Regions from separate parts of the Homo sapiens genome. Here all the other regions are linked to region 1. Evidence: chromatin loops called from intact Hi-C (ENCODE). Cell type or tissue: GM12878. All regions are shown on one strand. Each heading gives the region's core, and the rest is flanking DNA. Links, peaks and the distances in the headings are about the cores only. Region 1 overlaps GRM8 (glutamate metabotropic receptor 8). Region 2 overlaps GRM8 (glutamate metabotropic receptor 8). Region 3 overlaps GRM8 (glutamate metabotropic receptor 8).

What was found. Hi-C counts contacts between places; a loop is a spot of excess contacts. Peaks named below come from ENCODE experiments on the same cell type or tissue, not always from the same donor. Only the 100,000 strongest peaks of a DNase experiment are listed, where the experiment ranks them.
Region 2: it touches region 1 in a loop (2.2-fold over the local background); 1 of 110 quality-filtered maps calls a loop at or near these places.
Region 3: a loop joins it to region 1, with 2.5 times the contacts of the local background. A loop is called at or near these places in 1 of 110 quality-filtered maps.

The regions. Positions count from the first base shown.
Region 1 is chr7:126,655,468-126,662,107 of GRCh38, reverse strand. All of the region lies in intron 7 of GRM8 (glutamate metabotropic receptor 8), which reads left to right. Among named protein-coding and RNA genes, the nearest start is that of MIR592, 400 kb to the left of the region's middle. RefSeq lists enhancers at 3,847-3,896, 4,077-4,126, 4,437-4,506. In GM12878, for the core only: no CTCF peak of the experiment used is centred there; DNase peaks (open chromatin) are centred at 2,767 and 4,267; H3K4me3 peaks cover 777 bases; H3K27ac peaks cover 4,043 bases.
Region 2 is chr7:126,799,768-126,806,407 of GRCh38, reverse strand. All of the region lies in intron 6 of GRM8 (glutamate metabotropic receptor 8), which reads left to right. Among named protein-coding and RNA genes, the nearest start is that of MIR592, 260 kb to the left of the region's middle. In GM12878, for the core only: a CTCF peak has its summit at 3,145 (motif pointing left); a DNase peak (open chromatin) is centred at 3,137.
Region 3 is chr7:126,553,688-126,560,327 of GRCh38, reverse strand. The region is part of intron 8 of GRM8 (glutamate metabotropic receptor 8); the gene reads left to right. Among named protein-coding and RNA genes, the nearest start is that of MIR592, 500 kb to the left of the region's middle. In GM12878, for the core only: no CTCF peak of the experiment used is centred there; a DNase peak (open chromatin) is centred at 2,859; H3K27ac peaks cover 667 bases.

The DNA of each region.
Region 1 (6,640 bases), core at 1,153-6,152:
AACCTGTTACAAAATGTAAATTTAGAGCAATTTGGAAAATCTTAAGGTATTTATTATAAAATTAAAACTGAGCAAAGTAGGAATGTAGTCATGGTATTTTAACAGTTAATAACAATACCTTTTTAGTCATGTATCAAATCATATGCTTTGCACACACAGTTATAGAATCATTAAATATGAGACAAGACAGAAATCCACTTGTGAAGCCACTGTGAAGACATGGGAACTTTCTCATATTAAAGTGGCATATTGATTTGAAACAAGTTGTTAGGGAGCTTTTTTACTTCCATCTCTATGAGTGGATTTTAAATCTGCTCTCTTGGGAGGAAGAGTATGGCAGTCACACTTCTGATGCTTGTATATTTCCAATTCCTCTTCCTACTCAAAGAAGGAGGCATGACGAACCCCCTGAGTGAGGCACATAAAGTCTCCCCACAGCCCATTTGCGACAGTGCAGAGGCACTACAAGGAAGAACTGACACTTGGGCTTCCATTCTCAGGCTCTTCAGGTGTTTGTTTTCTTGCTCCTCATGATCACCAATGAAGCCGGGGCTATTCATGCTGGCTGACCCCCATCCTGTAATGAGTGGAGTCCTGAGGGTCCCAGGGCTGGGTTTAGAAAGTGATTTAGAAGGTACAATGTATTCTCCTTTTGGCCTTTAAATGTTTTACAAGGGTACACTTAGAAACCTGAGTTTTTTAAAACATATGTTTTATATTAGAAGATATAAAAATTCAAATTCAATAAAGATCATTTACAAGAAAATAAAGAGATTTTTTTAAGTTTTAATTTGTGTAGGTATATTGTAGGTATATATACTTATGGGGTACATGAGATGTTTTGATACAGGCATGCAGTGCATAATAATCACATCATGGGAAATGATGTATCCATCCGTTCAAGTGTTTATGTTTACACTTTGTGTTACAAACAATCCGATTACACTCTTTTAGTAAAATGTTAGTAAAATGTAAATTAAGTCATTGTTGACTATAGTCACCCTGTTGTGCTATCAAATACTATGTCTTATTCATTCTTTCTAACTATTTTTTTAACCCATTAACCATCCCCACCTCCTCTCCATGCCATCTCTCTTACTACCCTTCCCAGTCTCTGGTAACCTTCTATTCTCTATCTCAATGAGTTCAGTCGAAAAACCTGATTTGTTTTGACAGTTGATACTGACCCTTATACATTTATACTTTACTGGACAGAAACTAGGAAGTGATTGGTGTGAAATATAATTTGGGCAGAAAAGTTCACCTTGGACTTTCCCAAAAAATATTTAAAGGTAGTGCTCGTTATAAGAATGACAGTTTCATATACTTTTGTTAATTCCCTCTTGGAACTTTAACCAGAAGTTTTGGCAGCCTGATTAGTCAGGGGTATTTTCTGAGAAAAGAATAATTAAGGACGGATAATTGCACTAAAAGTAATTAAAATATTATTCAGCCATACTGATTTTAATATTGTAGTAGACTTATATTACTAGCCAGGGAAATCAGTAGACTTCAATAAAAAGTGTAGACATGTATCCAAACACCTGTAATCATTTAGTATATAATAGAAGTGGCATATAAAATTAGTGAGACACAATATGTTTTATTCAAAATATAGTGTTGGCACAAATTTGGAGAAAATTAAACTTAGATTTATTTGTATCATAGTCTCTAAAATAATGTTCGTAGATATTAGGGAGTTAAATAATCCCTAGCATTTATTATTTATTATGTGCCAGATATTATGCCTTGCACTTTATATAGATTATCCAGTTTACTACTTTTAACTGCTCTGTGAGGCAAATACTAGTACTACTTATTAGTTTTATGATAAAGAAATTAAAGCACAGATCAGATTAATCATAGATCAGTGGAGGCAGAATAGATCATAAGATTAAGGTCAGTGTTAGGAATGGCTTCCAGTCCCCACGCTTTTAAACAATGCTCGTTAAAAGAACTAAATGGAACTACTGCTGAATATGTATATGTAGTTGCAGCACAGAGATCTTTCAAAACTTGTCACCAAAAACAAAAGCCATGAAGGAAAAAATTTAGCTACATAAAAACTAAAGGCCTCCCCTCTTGAAGAAAATACCTTAAATGAAATAAGACAAATCAATGATATTTTAAATGTATATGACAGAGGATGGATTAATATATTTAATGTAAAGAGGTCTTTTAAAAAGCTTAATACTCTAGGAAAAAAATGGACAGTAACATGAAACCAATATACAAAAGAAGTGTAAATGGCCCAAAACATGAAAAATGATTAGTCTTACTAGCACACAAATAAATGCAAACAAAATCAAGGATATCAATCCACACTTTTATTTGAAATAGTGGAAATACAAAGACCTAAGTTTTTAACTTTAGAGAATTGATGAAAAGCAGTAGAATTTAATGCAGTCTTTAATGTTTTAAGAATAAAATGAAATGGCAAAGCACACAATGTATTGCCAAGTAAAAAGAAAGGAAAAGGGTCTCACTTTTATTTATAAACAAGGCACAGATCTGCATATGAATTAAATACTAGTATGTAGTGCACCAAATTGTTAACAGTGATCAGTTCTAAGTGGAAGGCTTATTATGGTTGAATATTTCTCTCTCTCTTTAAAAAATCTTTCACTTCTGTTTTCCAAATATTCTAAATGGACGTATCATATTTGTATTTAGGAAAAAAATATGTATGTATAGTGAAGTAAACACTCAAATCTAAAGCCACTCCAGAGCATCACTTCCCTTTTCTAGTTATTTTTAGTTTACAAAGCTCAATCACGTACACATTATTATTTAACAGAAATGCCACCACAGGTAGGTTCCCCCTGCCACTTGTAATAGCTTGATTTTCTATTTCACAATTTTGGAGATTGTAGGAGATCGGTCAGGGTGGTGGGAAAAATTATAGAAAGATGGAAACATTCCTGGAAGGCTGGGAGGTTTTGCAGAAGCTTTGGGAAAGGATTGGGCTGAAGGCAGCTGAATTCTCTAAGAGTAGATAACAAGGAAGTGTAAGAGAATTGATCAAGGTAAGTTAGTTTACTTAGGCCTCTGAACCTGGGGGCGGGGCGGGGGGCGGGGCGCAACCATATTAATTACCTACAAGTGTGTTGCCTCAAGGCCTTTGTCTTTATATCTGTACTGAATAAATGACTGTAGCGGCCGCTTGTCAAGGCTGCGGCCTCTGTGACTCTTTACGGCATCCTCCTTGATGTCTGTGAGTGGCTCGGTCCCCTAGCCGCGCGGCCAGGCAAAACACCTGTGTCTGTGTACGTTTTTTCATCTGTCATTTGGCCAGGGTCTGCTGGGCGGGCCCGGCAGAAGACGAAGAGGATTTTTTTTCCAATCTAATATTGGGATTTCTGGTCTTCCTTCTTTACATAAAGTATATTCCTCCATTCCAGTTCCTTAGAGCACATACATCATCCCTGGTTCCCTGGTGTAAAAAGTTGAAGTATTTTGCTCCAGTTGATCTAGAATGTGGTCTTCTTATAAACTGTTAACAGATAAACCCAATGCCACAGGATTCATCTTGGACCAGGTTGCAGTATTGAGTGGACTGTGGACATAGATAACAGGTGATACATGTGCCTCACATTTATCATCCCCAAACTTCTTGGATTCGATGCTCTCTTAGGCTCCTTCCAAGACTGCCAGTTTTAGATCCTATTCTCTGCTCATCCAGTCCTACTCATTGGTTCCAATCACTAGTTCTGTTCTTTGTAAATCATTTTGCTTTCTCCCTCAAGTATAAGGCCAGGCCATTTTCTTTATCTTCTCTTTGGTCTCTGGAGAAGCATGACTTTATTCTTTTTGGAATTTGAGTTCACCAACATTTAGCTTCTGTTCAGAACTGCTTTCCATGACTCTGGGAGCCATAACTCAGCTCATGGCTGATGGACTGTTGTTGGAAATGTGTGGCCTCAGCATATGTTATGCCATCAACTTCACTCAGCTGAATCTCACCTGTTCTTTCTGCCTACTTCTCTTTATTTATTTTTCCTGTTTCCCCTTTTGAACTCATATGACTTTTAAAAGCTCTAGTTCCATTAAATTCTTTCCCAGCGGCTCAGGCCATTCCAGCCAACACATCATCAGCTGCAGGCTGTTGTTTCTTCTTTAAAAATTAATATAACCGTTAGCATCTCTTTACTTAATTTTAGTTTGTCGTTTCCGGCTTTAGAGAACACAAATCTATAATGAGGATTAGGGAGGAGCTCCCCCTATGCATACACAGGCCACAGGCCTTCTTTCCTGCACGCTTTAAATCACTCAGCGGAGGCTCCTCCTCTGTGGGTTTCCCCACTCACTCCACCCCCACCACAATAGCTCACTAATTAAACAACTGAATTCAAAGGTTCAAGTACATTCCCAGCATACACACTATGTCATTAGGTTTATGCAAACAAAGTAGTTTTACTGAATTTATACTTTTGACCTGTTATGTTTAGGCAAACACTTTCTTCCTAAAGCCTGCAGACTCTGGAGTTCAGAAGTTCTGAAATTCACAGAAGCTGAGAGTGATAGAAGCTTGGAACTATTATACATGCCCTCTGATTTCAAAGTTTATGTTCCTAAAGCATTGATTGCCCTAATAATTAGTAAACGTTAGAAATTTATATTTGGTTTACTAATGCTGTGTAATTGTTATCTTGTTTGTAAATTGGAATTGTATGTGACTTTTTTGGGGGGGGGTTGTTTTTACTGCTAAGAAAATATGTCAGTGTCCACTGCTCTATTAGGTTGGTACAAGAGTATTTGCGGTTTTCACCACAATTAAAAACCACAATTACTTTTGCACCAATGTAATATTTAATGTCAAGCAAGTAACTTAAGCTCATTTTTCCTTTCTAAAAGGTTATTTTTGTGTGTACAGGCACAACCTGACTTGATCTCGTAACTTAAGCTCATTTTTCCTTTCTAAAAGGTTATTTTTGTGTGTACAGGCACAACCTGACTTGATCTCTGTGATTCCATATTAATTTCCCTATGCCTTATTTTCCTCACCTAAAAAAATGAAGACAGTACCTCATGGATTTCTCTTGAAGAATAAATAATAGAAACCATTGTAGCACTCAGTAAATATAAATTGCTGTACGAACATTACTAAATCACAGCCATTGTGCTGTCTACATAAGCACTTTTCATTTGGGTTCCTTGCTAATGCATTAATCTGTTGCCAGAGGTAAGACCCTGCAACCGATGTCAGAAGTGGATGAATTTGTTTCCCTGAATATGCCTAGCTTTTAAAGGCTATGCTTACTGATGAGAGGCATAACTTTTTATTATTATTATTATTAATGATAAACACAGCTACTCTGTGAACACAAGCATCTCCAACATGCAGAAATAACCCCTCTCTGTCCAACTGTTAACTCTGATCTTCTTTTAGTGGCTGTGGTTCTGTTTGGTAGGTCTTTTGTTTTTTTATTTTTTTATTTTTGAGACAGAGTCTTGCTTTGTCATCTAGGCTAGAGTGCAGTGGCACAATCTCGGCTCACTGCAGCTTCCGCCTCCCAGGTTCAAGCGATTCTCCTGCCTCAGCCTCCTGAGCAGCTTGGGATTACAGGCACGTGCCACCAAACCTGGCTAATTTTTGTATTTTTAGTAGAAACCATGTTGGTCAGGTTGGTCTCGATCTCCTGACCTTGCGATCCGCCCGCCTTGGCCTCCCAAAGTGCTAGGTTTACAGGAGTGAGCCACTGTGCCTGGCCTGTTTGGTAGGTCTTGCTTCCAAAATAACATGAGGAGGAGTGGAAACTGTTAGCTCTCTCACCAATTCAAATGCCAATAAGATGCCCCAGGCCGTCAAGGCTGGCTTTTGCCTAAGCCCCTCCTTCACATTTCTCACTGTTTTGACTACCAGAAGGAAAGGATGTGTGGGGCACAGTCAGCAAGTTACTCTAGTTATCTTACCCCAATCTCCAAATCCCCAGAACTCTGGCATTTAATGCCCCTTGGAATTATTTTATTGTTATTATTTCTAGTCTATAATTTGTAACCCCACTCTTCCCCTCCCCAACAAATGGAAAGCCAATACTAAAAGTTCAGTGGACAGTTCCCTGAATTTGATGATTGGTAGGCAATTTAAGATAAATTTTATTATTTATGTTACATTACCAGCTATGAAGAAAGGGTTGAGTAGAATATCTATTTCTCTCAATAGGAGAAAGTGCAAAGATTAGCCCATTTTCTGTGTGTTTCTATAAATATAGGTACCCTGGAATGTGATTTTAATGCTATATCTTTCCCTTGTGTCATGCTTTGGAAATGTATCTACCTTGGGAGTCAGTTAAACCACATGTGGATGTTTTAAATAATCCTTGTGATTAAGCAAGTAAAATATCTTCTTTAGATTTGGACCAGCTATTTTGTTTCCATCATAATTTTGGACATTATTTGATAAATTAAAACAATAATACTGATTCAGATGCCTAATATGTTTGTAATGAGATATCCAAGAAAATGTCATCTCATGTGTTTATTTCTAGATAGTATCCATCAGAGATAAGCATGGTTTAAGATGAATGACCAGTAGTTGAGACCAAGAAGGATGATTTATTAGTCCGTTTTAACACTGCTATAAAGATACTGAGACTGAGAGAGAGAGACAGCAACAGAGAGAGAGAGAGAGAGAGAAAGA
Region 2 (6,640 bases), core at 1,161-6,160, 140 kb before region 1:
CTCTTTGCAATAAATCTTCCTGCTGCTCACTCTGTGTCCGTGCCAGCTTTCTGAGCTGTAACACTCATGGCAAAGGTCTGCAGCTTCACTCCTGAAGGCCGCGAGACCACGAACCCACTGGAAGGAAGGAACAACTCCAGATGCGCCGCCTTTAAGAGCTGTAGCACTCACCGGGAAGGTCTGCAGCTTCACTCCTGAAGTCAGCGAGACCACGAACCCACCGGAAGGAATAAACTCTGGACACATCTGAACATCTGAAGGAACAAACTCCGGGTGCACCATCTTTAAGAACTTTAACACTCACCACGAGGGTCTGCGACTTCGTTCTTGAAGTCAGCAAGACCAAGAACCCACCAATTCTGGACACAGTAGGCTGAACATCAGGGACAAAACTCTTGTCTGAATCAAAGCAAAACTTCAGGACCCCAAAAACAAAATAGAATAGAAAAAAGACCTCGTCCAGTTTTGTTGGTGACTCACAGCAAAGTTTGTACAAATGGAAACTGGTCTGGAGAGAACCGAAAGTCTGTGAGACCAGCTCAAACTATAGGCTTATAGGACTCATGCCTGTGCTCTACCCTGGGATTCTCATTCTAATGATAAACGCTTTCAGACAGTCCGACACAGAAGAATGAAATAAAGCAAAGAGGGTGAGTAGGAAAGGCCTGCCAAGGATGTCAAACAAATGGGAGACAATAACAAAACTTGGGTACCAAACAGAATAAACAGCCAAGGGACTCAGTGAAAAGATAGCTGAGTTCAGACCTCATGCTGACTTTCCACATCTGCATGGATGCAAGCCACAAGCAGCAAGCTGTAAGAGGTATCCATGGGTACTGCACCTGATTGAAACCTAGGGACAGAAACAGTGGGTGGTGCAGACCATGTCTCAGTGGAACCTCTAGTAATACTGGGGGAATAACAAAGACTATTCAAAGCAGAATAAGTGGAGGTATTCACACACAGCTTGCTACAGCAAGGGAATCAGCCACCATCACTTGCCTAATTCCAAGACAGGCAGGGGGATGCGGAAGCTTTGTTCAACAAATACATACATGTTAAATAGTTCCAGTTGTGCTCTGATTGGACATTATTGCCATGGGGAAGCTGAAGGTAGGCTAACCAGAGGTGGGGCATCTTATGTGATGGGTTTGGGGGATCATTTTTGGCTTTTTTGGATTGGTCCCAAGTTGAAAGCAGAGTGGAGACAAAAAATAGGGAAGCTGACAGTCATTAAGAAGGTCAAGTCCTGACCTTTCTGAGCCAATTTCTTTAGGAGTTACGGTTTGGCTTTCTAGGCGTATTATTATAGGGATCATGAGTTAGAGTTCTATTACTATTTATGGGCTGACCATTGGGATTGGTATACTCAGCATCTCAGATGGAAGGAAAGTGTCAGAATAGGTTCATGGAGAATATTGAGTGGTAAGAGGACCACAGTCTGGGCAAGAAATTTCACCCTGCTGTTGATTTATTTATTTGGAGGGGAGGGTGCAGTTTCTGGTAGAATAGTTTCTAGCAGAGCAAGATAGAGTTGGTTAAGATTCTGAAAGTCCTACAAATTATTAACAAGCCTCAGCATAGGTAGAGTAAGTCATAACAGAAGCTAGATGTAGTTAATTCCATCTCATATCCTTTGTTATAAACATACAGAGGCATACCAACTACCACAACCAAGTTGCTGTAATCAGCCGTAAAGAAAGGGGCACTATTTGTAGTTCAGGCTGTAATGTTTTCAGCTTGTAGCACATCCTTAATGAGGATAAAATGCAGGTGTCTTCGTTGAATGGATCTTGAAGTGGAATTATAACTAGATTTTCTTTAAGCTGCATCTGTTAGATAAAGGTGGAAGCAGGGAGAAGGATGCAGAGAAGAGACAGGAGAGGAGGGAGCTCTCAAGCCAGGTTTTTCACACAGAAAGTTCTGCGGTCAATAGGTTAATGGCAAAATGTTTACTTCAACTGGCTGCCTGACCTGGCCAATTATGGCAGAAGAATAAACAAAGGAATGAGACAATGAAGCGGGATAGAGTTGGAGGGGATTTGTAGAAAATAAAATGATTGTGTGCAGTCATTTCAGTATATCTTGGTTATGTTTGGAATATTTGGAAAGATAACGAAAAGAAGTGATCCTGCTAAGTAAGAGCTTTCCTTAAAGTAGTAGAGATAAGGGAAAAAAGCTAAGCTGCCAGACAGCTGCAGGGAAAGCCAAGGGGCTGGTGAATCAGGCCAATGGAATACAACATTGATAAGAGCTGTAATTGCAAAAGTGCAGACTGAGAGGACAGTTAGGAGAGGAGATTGAAATCAGTTTTAGAAGAGAGAGTGCATCCCTTTGATAATTACCCTTCTGCATCTTTTGTGATTAGTGTACAAGCAATGGTAAGTTAACTATTCCATTTTTAAAATCTGACCATTAAAACAAAAGAAAAGGTACTCAATCAGTCAGGGACTTGCATTAAGTCATGATAATAGTATTAGTGACGATTTACTATGTGCCAGGCATACTGCCTTAAACTTAGCACTTTAAACACATGATCTCTCATTTAATCCTATGAGGCAGGTGTATCCTTAACACTATGTTATAGAGCAAGACAGTTAGGTTTAACGAGAATAAATACTCTGCCCAAGTAAGTGGTGAACAACTTAAATTCATGGCTGTTTGATACTGGGGCTGGAGTTCTTGACCATTGTAGTCAGCACCCTTGCTTAGAGATAATTAAGGACTTTGTTTACTTGGTTTGTGGAGTCATAGAACAATGCTTAAATCTCACAATAACTAGAATGTGCAGGACTGGAAGAAAGGCAAAGATCATCTCTGAGGATGTGGAAGAATGTAAGCTCTGATTATAGAATTTATGAAAACATTGATAATAAGACAGCTAACCATGAGACTCAAACTACCTATAATTTTTTTTGACTTTGATTTATATTTGAAAAGAGAACCTTGCTTCTCATTACCTTTCTATATAAGTATATACGTTTATGATTAGAGTTCCCTCCTCTCAACTAAGTGCTGGAGGCTGTGTAAGTAGTTTTGTATTTTGAAAGAATTAAACTAGACATCTTAGGGAGAGTATCCATGGAGCTACCCGCAGTCTGTGCCCACACATACCTGTGATGTTACTCAATAAACCAATATTGCCACCTGCTGGTAGCTTCTCTGAACTTCAGACACAAGGTTCCAAAGTCCTTACTAGTAAAGGATGTGTTTTAAAGGGAAATGAAATCATGACACCCAAAACATTTACAATGAAAAGCCAGAATAATTTGGGGCCTCACAGGCACCAAGAGAATCACTAATTTATTCAAAGATGATTTTCATTTACGAATAGATAAGTGACTATTTGGAAACTGATCTCTTTGACCTGCCTCTGTTAAATCAGCCTCCATCTCACTTTCAAGGTCAGTAAATCCTGCTAAGAACGACCTGTACATTTATGCCTGTTCACCAGGTTTGTGGCCCACAGTCTATTAGCTTATTTATATGATGCTGTGATTATGTGAATGAACACCATTTCCTTGAACCAAGTGGTCATTGTCTCCATGATATTCTCAGTGCATTTTGACCTTTGTGCTTCCAAAGGATGAAGATTTTTCTTTCCTAATTTAAAACTTTAATTTTGTGGTTTTATTCCAGTTTGTGGCATGGCTTCTAGTGATTCTGCCATTTATGCTGCAGCTCTTAAGGAAAATAGGCATGGTTAGGATAATGTGTTCTGATGGAGTATTCTGGAAGGCCAAACGAAGAGGCTGGCCAGAAAAATCACAGGTGTGGGGTTCACTCAAAAGTTCTTCTAACTTATTCCACTTATCAAAATGCCCTTCAGGCTCAACTATGTTATTTCAAATGACAGGAGCTCCTTTTTTTTTAAGGCTGAATATCATTCCCTTGTGTATATATGCCACGTTTTCTTTATCCATTCATCCATTGATGAACACTTAGGTTAGTAAAATAAGCCAGGCACAGAAAGACAAATACTGAACAATCTCACTTTTATGTGGAATCTTAAAAAGTTGAGTTCATAGAAGCAGGAAGTTAGAATAGTGATTACCAGAGTCTGGGAGAAGGGAGATTGGGAACATATTAGCCAAAGGATACAAAGTTAGATATGGAGAAGTAAGTTCAAAACATCTATAGTACATCACCCTGACTACAGTTAGAAGCCATATATTGTATACTAGAAAATTGCCAAGAGAATAGAGCATATTTTAAGTGTTCTAACCACAAAAAAGACATACATATGTGAGGTAACGCATGTGTGAAATAGCTTCATTTAGCCATTCCACAATGTATGAAATACCAAAACATCATTTTGTACACCATAAATATATAGTTTTTATTTGCTAATTTTAAAAAGTGCTTCTAACATAACAAGGGAAACGTAGAGCTATCACTGTTCTTCAGAATATTGCATCAGTAATATAGTGACACATTACTTATGTTAGTTAAATAAACCATTAGGCAACTCACTTGCTGGCAGTCCAATGTGAGCAATGTTGATGTTTAACTCTTTTTATTAATAGTTCCTTGTATAGTTGAGAAAGTGTACAAAGCAATAAAATCTGACTCGAAGCAAAGGAGACAGACAACCCACTATGGCCTCTCTTCCCTCTGCAACTAGTCGCTCTGAAAGGGTGAGCCCTCTCTACTTACCTTCTTACTATGAGAGGGGACCCCTTCCGAATATTTTGTTTGCTGACTCTCTCCCTCTCCCTCCCCTCTGCATTGTAAATATTTACATATTTTTATTTTTAACCAACATGCATTACAATAACTAATACATACGTATTATAGAAAATTATATAATACAGAAAAGAAAATATTTAATTAATAAGCTATTAAATACCAGCCACATAGTAATACTATTTTGGTGCCCTCTGCAAACATAAGCATATCATCATTTTCATTTTACCCAAAATAAATTATAAGAAAAATACTATTCATTAAACTTGTTGTTTCTGATATAGCAATATATCAACAACAACCTTTAAGTTAATAATTATAGATCTAGATCATAAATTTTTATGGTCACAAAGCATTCCATTATATACATGTTCATTATTGTTGGTTGCTTTAATAGACGTCACCTCTACCCCTAATTAAGATATGTTTCTACAAGTGGCATTGCGGCATGAAGCATATACACATTTTTAAAGTTTTTTTAAATGTTGGCAAATGGTTATCTAGAGAATGGGAATCAACTTATACTATCACTAGCAGTATATAGGACATTAGTAGGTGAAAAATAGGTGTTATAGCATGGCTTTGATTTGTATTTGTTTGATACAAGGGAGGTTAACACTTTTCGTATGCATATTGGTTGATTGTGTTTCCTCTTTTTTGAATATCCTATTTATAAGCTTGGCCATTTAGATTTTAAAAATTTATTTCAAATATTTCTCATTTTTCTTATTTATTTTAAGCAGCTTTTTCCATATACAATATTACATGTTTATTCATCAGATATTACAAATATTTATTCAAGATATTTATTTGCTTTTTAATAGTACTAATAATACATGGCTTTAAAAATATTTTACAAGTTTTATATTTTTATTCAGTTAAACATATTAATCATTCTTTTTAAGGCTTCTGACTAATATTATTCCTTAAAAGTCTTTCTCAAGGCAGGGAAATATTAGCGCTCTATTTTCTTTTAAACACTTTATTTTAAACGTTAATTAATCTAGAATTTATTTTGGTGTACATTTGAGAAAAGGATTGAACACTTTTTCTCCCCAAATTATTGGCTGGGATACCACATAAAGGATCCTAGAGGGCTGGATATTCTTTGAAACTTCATGCCCTCCAAGTGGCACAGTTGGGATGATGTGAGCTGCAAGCTCAGAGGCTGGTCAAAGAAACAAATTAGCGTGTAGCAAGAGAGACCAACCTCTAACTCACTAATGTTCTACATTTCTTTTTCATTGAATATAAGAAGAATCACTATTGATGAACTAGGGCATGGCTGCATTACAGTTATAAATATTTAAATGGGAAAAATGGGGGGAAAGTCTACTGAAGGCAGCACTTTCATAGTACAGGAGTGAGAAGGAAGCCTGATGGGTGTGCAGATGGACTTCTGAAGGGAGCGTAGACTGCATTAGGAAGGACACTTTGATGAATGATAGAGGCTGGTCTCCTTCCTGGGTCTGTACAAAGCAATGCATTAGGATATGATGAGATTCGTAGAGCTTGTGGTTTTTAAGGAACCACAAAGTAATTTGGCAAGGTAGAATATTTTCATCAGCATTCATCATTATTAATATCATTGTCATTTTAAAAAAAACTTGAAAGTTAGAGCTTGTGTTGGAGGATAACCATGTCATCATACTTGAAAAAAGAGGATGTATACACTTTCTGATTTTGTAAAGTAAGTTGATTATTCCTATTCTAACTATCTTCTGAAAAGGTAATTGGAACTCATCAGCTCCTTTTCCTGGCTTCAGTCTCCTTGGGATGAGAAGGAGGAGATTACTGGATTCTGAAGTTTTGTGCTGATTTGCCTCAAATCCAGGCCTGTCTCATCCAGGTTCTTAGAAGTCTCAATGAGCTAAGTAAACCCAACTTAGAGGGAGCAAACTGGACAGGTGAGGAGGCATAGCAAAGGTATTAGTAATAATTGCTGTTATTATAG
Region 3 (6,640 bases), core at 904-5,903, 100 kb after region 1:
TTACATAAATCAATGTTATTCATAGGTTTTATAAGCCATATGAAATATTAGCAATGAGTTATAATTAGAAATCTTGCTGCTAACCTGACTTCCGGTTAAAAAATCAGTGACTTATATTATCACTGATATAGACTAAAAATTATGTGGATTTGAAAACATCACTGCCCAACATTTTAATATTCTGTCATCTGAAATAGAAAATCGGTCATGCCTTTAAAAAATAAAGCAAAGGCAGCACAGGTTGTAAGTGTTGCTGCTGTTATGTAAGTACAGCTTAGCCTTCTGCTCTACAATGCAGGTTTCTATCTTTAGGTTAGATTTCAAGTGGCGATGCATTTGTCAGTCCAGCTTTCTCAGATCATAAAATGATCATGTCTGTTGACACAATTACTGATGCTGCTATTCAGGACTGGAGAGTGATTGAAGAGAATTTCAAAGAGAAAATATATCCAGTTGCAAATGGAGACATGGGTGAGTTTCAAAGGCAGTAAACTCACTATTCTTACATCGAGCCTACAATTGAAATTTTCAGTTCCAATTTAAAGTAATAGTTTACATTCATACCAGGTGGATTCCTGAAAGTTCCAATTCATACTCAGATTTACAGGTGGAAGGACTTACAGAATCAATTGAGCATTTTTTAGTTCTGATTCTAAACACACTGTCCACCACTTTTTTCCCAGTATAAGTTGTTAAGCCATCTCAAAGGTGTTTTAGAAGGAACTGTTGCACAAGACAATGTGATCTATTCAAGAATTATCCAGCACAACAGTAATTGAGACGAGGTTTGAATCTGTTTGTTAAAGTTGGAGAGCGCTAACAGCTTACCAACTAGTGTCAAAATTACCAGTAGCTGGCTCAGTGTGGTGGCGTATGCCTGTAATCCCAGCACTTTGAGAGGCCGAGGTGGGTGGATCACTTGAGGTCAGTAGTTTGAGACCAGTCGGAGTAACATGATGAAACCCTGTCTCTACTAAAAATGCAAAAATTGGCCTGGTGTGGTGGTACATGCCTGTAATCCCAGCTCCTAGATTACAGGCTGGGATGAGAATGAGGCTGAGGCATGAGAATCACTTGAACCCAGGAGGCGGAGGTTGCAGTGAGCCGAGATCGCACCACTGCACTCCAGCCTGGGCCGTAGAGCAAAGGTCTGCCTTAAAAAAAAAAAAAAAAAAAAGCAAAAGATTACCAGTAGCTGACACTTCCTTCAAGATCAGTATCAAACTTGTTCTGACTTTCCAGCCATCTGGAGCCCATTTCCCTATGCACATTACTCACACCACTTATAAGCCATGATTTGCTCTGGAAAAACACATGTGAGGGTGCTTTGCATCAGTACCCGTCTCTCTCTTCACTAATTGTAGCTGCTATTGCTCCACCTAGCTTGATTCTTGAATTCCTGATTCCTAAACTATTCCTGGTCTTTGGTTAGATTCACTACTTTGGTCTTTGCAATGTATCTTTGTTTTCCTGATTCCTTACCACTTTTGATATTGAATGATGACTTATTGCTCTTTGTACAGGCCATTTAGGTACAGTCAGCCCTTGGTATCTGCAGGTTCCACATCTGTGGATTCAGTCAACCACAGGTTGAAAATATTCAGAAAAAAAAGGAATGGTTGTGTCTGTGCTAAACATGTAAAGACTTTTTTTTCTCATCATTATTCCCTAAAAAATGCAGTATAAAAACTATCTTCGTAGAATTTACATTGTATGAGGCATTGTAATTAACCTAGAGATGATTTCAAGTATACAGTAGGATGCATGTAGGTTATAAGCAAATATTACACCATCTTATATAAAAGACTTCAGAATCCATGGATTTTGGCATCTGGAAGGTCCTGGAAACAGCATACAGAGGCATACAGAGGTTGAGAGGGTGGCTTTGTGGTTAAGCTACCTAGATTGAGGACAGCTTTGCCACTTACTTTATGTGTATATATACATGTATATACACATGGCCCTTGGCAAATTAGATTTTCTCACTTTGTGTAATTTTCTTCAATTGTACAATTATGATATCAATAGGGATGTTTTAAGATTAATAAAGAAATACATAAAAAGAACTCTGAACTATACTTGGTACACAGTTGTAAGCTATTAGCCATTTTTGCTCTTCACTGTGGTACTTACATGTACTTAACTCTCTGCTAACCTACCACAAATCATAAATGCTACCTAGAATTTTGATCCTACCCTTCCACCTTTTTAACCCTGAGCTTACTCAAGTTGCTTTATGACAGTGAATTATAAATTTGTTGAAATGTACCTTATAAATGTGATCTGTGAAAATTCTTCAAATCCAGTAACAGATGCCATATGTTAGTATGAATTTATGTTAATTTTAATTCTAAAAATTATTCTCTTCTGATTTATTATTTTGTGAAACCAGAATTCCTTTATAATTTATAGTTTAAAACAAACTTAAAGTACATCTTTATATTACTTTTTGGTATTCACCATGTGCCTAGCAAGCACATATATATAGTGTATATATATAATATACATACATATACACATACTTTGTCAATATACACATACATATATACGTACTTTGTCATACACATATGTTGCCATATTTCTATTTTTACAGTTTGCCCAAATTCTGAGCATGCAAAGATGAATAAGATATGACAATGAATGAATAAAAAGATCTTACTAAGAAAACATTAAAACTTTTTTAGAGCTACTCATTACATTGGTATTAGCTAGAATTTCATATTTTAATTCTTTACTCACAGTGAATTTTATAATAGGAAGTGTTGTACAGCAACAATGGGGAATTTCCAGAAATTTCTTACGATCGCCACTTGTGGTTGTTTTACTAAAACTGAAAGGAAGATTGTCACAAAAGTGAAGATGGATCCTGGCAAGATGGAAACAGAAGCAGCAAAGAAGTGCCCTGTGCTGGTGTGCGAGAAAAATGTACAGAGACAGTAAGGATGGACCAAGAGTGATTCCAAGGTGGTAACTGAGCACCTGAGCCCGTCTCTGTCAGATACATTTTACTTTTCTTTGTTATTTGCTATCCTTATGGTAATGGATCCAGAGCATTATCCAGTCTTACCCTAATACCGCTGCCTTTGCTCTCTTTTAAGATTTCAAAGTTTTCTTCTTAAATATACTCTATTGAGGAGAAAATCGCCAGCAAGGCAGTGTGAGGTCTTCTGCACTTGCCAGTGTCTGTTGGGAGACAGTATTCCAGTGAATATCACAGGAAGATATCCCTGATCCCTTCTTTAGGGGAGCAGCTTCCCCACAGGCAGCTCATTTTTCAGAGCAAGAATAGGGCTCTATCTTATCTTTTTCTTTCTGTTTCTTCTTTGTGCTGTTCCTTGGCCCTTTACTTGAAAACAATACTTAATAGTATATCCATATTTCTTTCAAGTAGTTTTATGAATTACAAATAAAACTAAAGACACCAATGGACACCAATGAATAAGTCTTTCATTTATATCTGATTAGGGAAAGAAACTAAAGACAATGGAATAGAACTGACATTCTCTTTAGAGGCAAAATGCATTTTTGGAACAAAAATACATACATTTGGAGTCTTTTGATTACATCTTTTTAAAATAAATAATCTGAACCATGACTGACATTTACAAGACTGGAGGTTCTCTCGTGAAAAAGAGGAAAGTTTTCTAATCAAAATTGTGGACACATTTTTTTCTTTTTTTCAAGACGGAGTCTTGCTCTGTCACCCAGGCTGAAGTGCAGTGGTGCAATCTCAGCTCACTGCAACCTCTGCCTCCTGCGTTCAAGCAATTCTCCTGCCTCAGCCTCCCGAGTAGCTGTGATTACAGGCGTCTGCCACCACACCTGGCTAATTTTTGTATTTTTAGTAGAGACGGGGTTTCACCATGTTGGCCAGGCTGGTCTTGAACTCCTGACCTCAGGTGATCCACCCACCTCGGCCTCCCAAAGTGCTGAGATTGCAGACATGAGCTACCACACCTGGCCCACTTTTTTTTTTTTTTTTTTTTTTTTAAAGAGGAGAACTGCTTCTCCATTGTCACTCTAGTAGTGTCATCCCTGAGCCTTGGTTTGAGGATTTACAATAGTAGGTACTAATATGAAAAACACAAAACAATAACTAGTTTTAAAGGCTTGACTGACTTTGAGAACTGAAATTATTCAAACATGCAGCTGCTTTCATGAGTTATTTCATTTCATGGATACGAAGTATTTTGTCTCTCATTCAAGTAACTTTAAACAAGGGGATAATTCTTCAACTATATGTATCCAACCCCAAGATAATTTATTATTTGGGGAAGTAAGGGTAAGAAAGTGCTCAAGCTGCTTTTGGTTTTTCAGAGTTGGGAATATGTTCACATTTCAACTGGATGTTTTTGGTGCTTTGTAGAGATAGTCATTGTACTTCATTTTAGTATTCTGAGATATGAGTTTTCCTTGATATGTCCTTTTACAGTCAATCAAATTTCTTTTCATGGGCATTAGCAAATATTAAGCAGAAAATATTCAAATGTGTGGTTCAAAGAGGGATTCAATCTGAGAGCATTTGTATTCCACACATATTTTAGGAAGAATAAAGTGAGCATTTGCATCTGTACAAGTAAACAAACACTGAATAGAAAACTGAGCTAAACAGAGCTATAAAGTTTGAACAACAGTAACAAACTGCTAGTAGGTGCTTCATTTACTGATCTGAAGTGTCAAATAGCAGAAACCCTCGTAATAAATTGTTTTGCTTTAAAAATAATTTGATATAAGAACAATTATAAACAATAACTGGACAAATTAATAAGAATATGAAATATAACAAATATAGTAAATGCAGGTATTTGTGGTAATTGTTCATTTCCAATAATTAATGGATCTGATTTATGTTTGGATCATATTTCTGTGTGACAAGACAGGGATTCTAGTTTATAGCTGTTCTTAGCATTGTCTGGTAGTGACGCAAGATAAATTTAACCATACACTGTTGGTTATTCTGCCTACCCCTTAGCCCAGGCTATGAAGATAGTCTCTTGGCCTGAGCAATTAATAGGAATCTCCTTTCATCATTTACGTAGTTTGCTTCTTCACATCCAGCTATGAGCACTCTGCAACCTAACTTAGTACCGTGTCATGGGATCGACTATAAATTGTACCTTACTCTCCCCTATTCACATGCACCAGATTAAGCTTTCTATGAATCTATCAAAAAGATAAATTGCGTCTGTTTTGTTCTATTGGTGTTTCTGTTCTAAATAATTTTATTTATGTTCTTTGTTTTGTTTTTAAGTGTTTCTTTGAGTTTTAACATCATAATTTATTCTTACTGCTCTCACATTTTCATTTTGAGTTATAGGCAACACATCCATCATTTCCATTCTAAAAAGAGGAATTTCTGTGCCACAAATTGGAATCTCAAATTCCAACTTACTCTTTTCTTCTTACATTTATCCTATTATTTGCCAAACAAAACAGGAAGTTCTTTAAGAATGATAAATCTTAACCATATGATGTTAGTAATATATTAGAAACAAAGTTATGTAATTTAGTGCCCTAAAAATAACATATATGACAATAAAAAGAAAGACTGGAAACAAAAACAGAAAATTTAAGAAAAACTATTTCTGAAAACTTTTATAAAAATAATTTTGTTTAACTATACTTTCTATCTCATTTCTTCCTCTAAGCAGACTATTTCTAGTTTTTGTTATATACCATGTGCTTTGCCTTTTGTTCTTTTCTTCCTTGTGACTCTTTTTAATTTTAGTTTTTTTGAAATAGGGTTTCATTCTGTCACTCAGGCTGGAGTGCAGTGGCACGATCATAACTCACTGCAGCCTCAACCTCCTGGGCTCAAGCAATCCTTCCACCTCAGCTTCCTGAGTAGCTGGAACTACAGGCATGTGCTACCACATCAGGCTAATTATTATTATTATTATTATTATTATTTGTAGAAATTGGGTCTTGCTATGTTATCTTGGCTGGTCTCAAACTTCTTAGCTCAAGCTGTCTGCCCACCTCAGCCTCCCAAAGTGCTGGGATTACAGGCATGAGCCACTGCACCTGGCCTCCCTTATTACCCTTTTGCTTGATTTATTATTGAGTTGGTTTCTCTAAAACTTATCTTTTTGTTTTTATTTTTATCTACAATTTAAAAAAATCTTATGTCTGTATTTACACATTTAGTAATTAAAGATGTGCCATTTTCTGTTCCTTTACACTGAAACTAATAGCTTAAACAATTTTAGGAAGCACTTAATTCATTTTAAATTTCATTTCTTTGAGAAAAGATTGGAATATATTTTTCCAAATATGAAACAATGATACATTATTAAATATGTACTTGCAGAAGATAGGCATTGAAAATGAAAAATAAAATAAAGTACAAAAGAGTACCATGAACATTGGGAGCAAATCCCATTTTGTATCTTTTGCAATTTGGTGAGTAATGAAACTAACTGCCCTGCCACTGGAAATCCAAAATGCCTTCAGCTTTCCTCTTATGTTTAAGTGTACGCTTATATTTTGATTGATAAGCTATCATTGAATTGCTTTCCAGCTGTATATCCATTTTTACAAACATCATCACCTAACAAATCTCTTGAGATGAGTGCAGTGAAACCATATTTTGTATTGTAATCAATACAATTGGGTATTAGGTTAGCCTCTAAGCATTCAA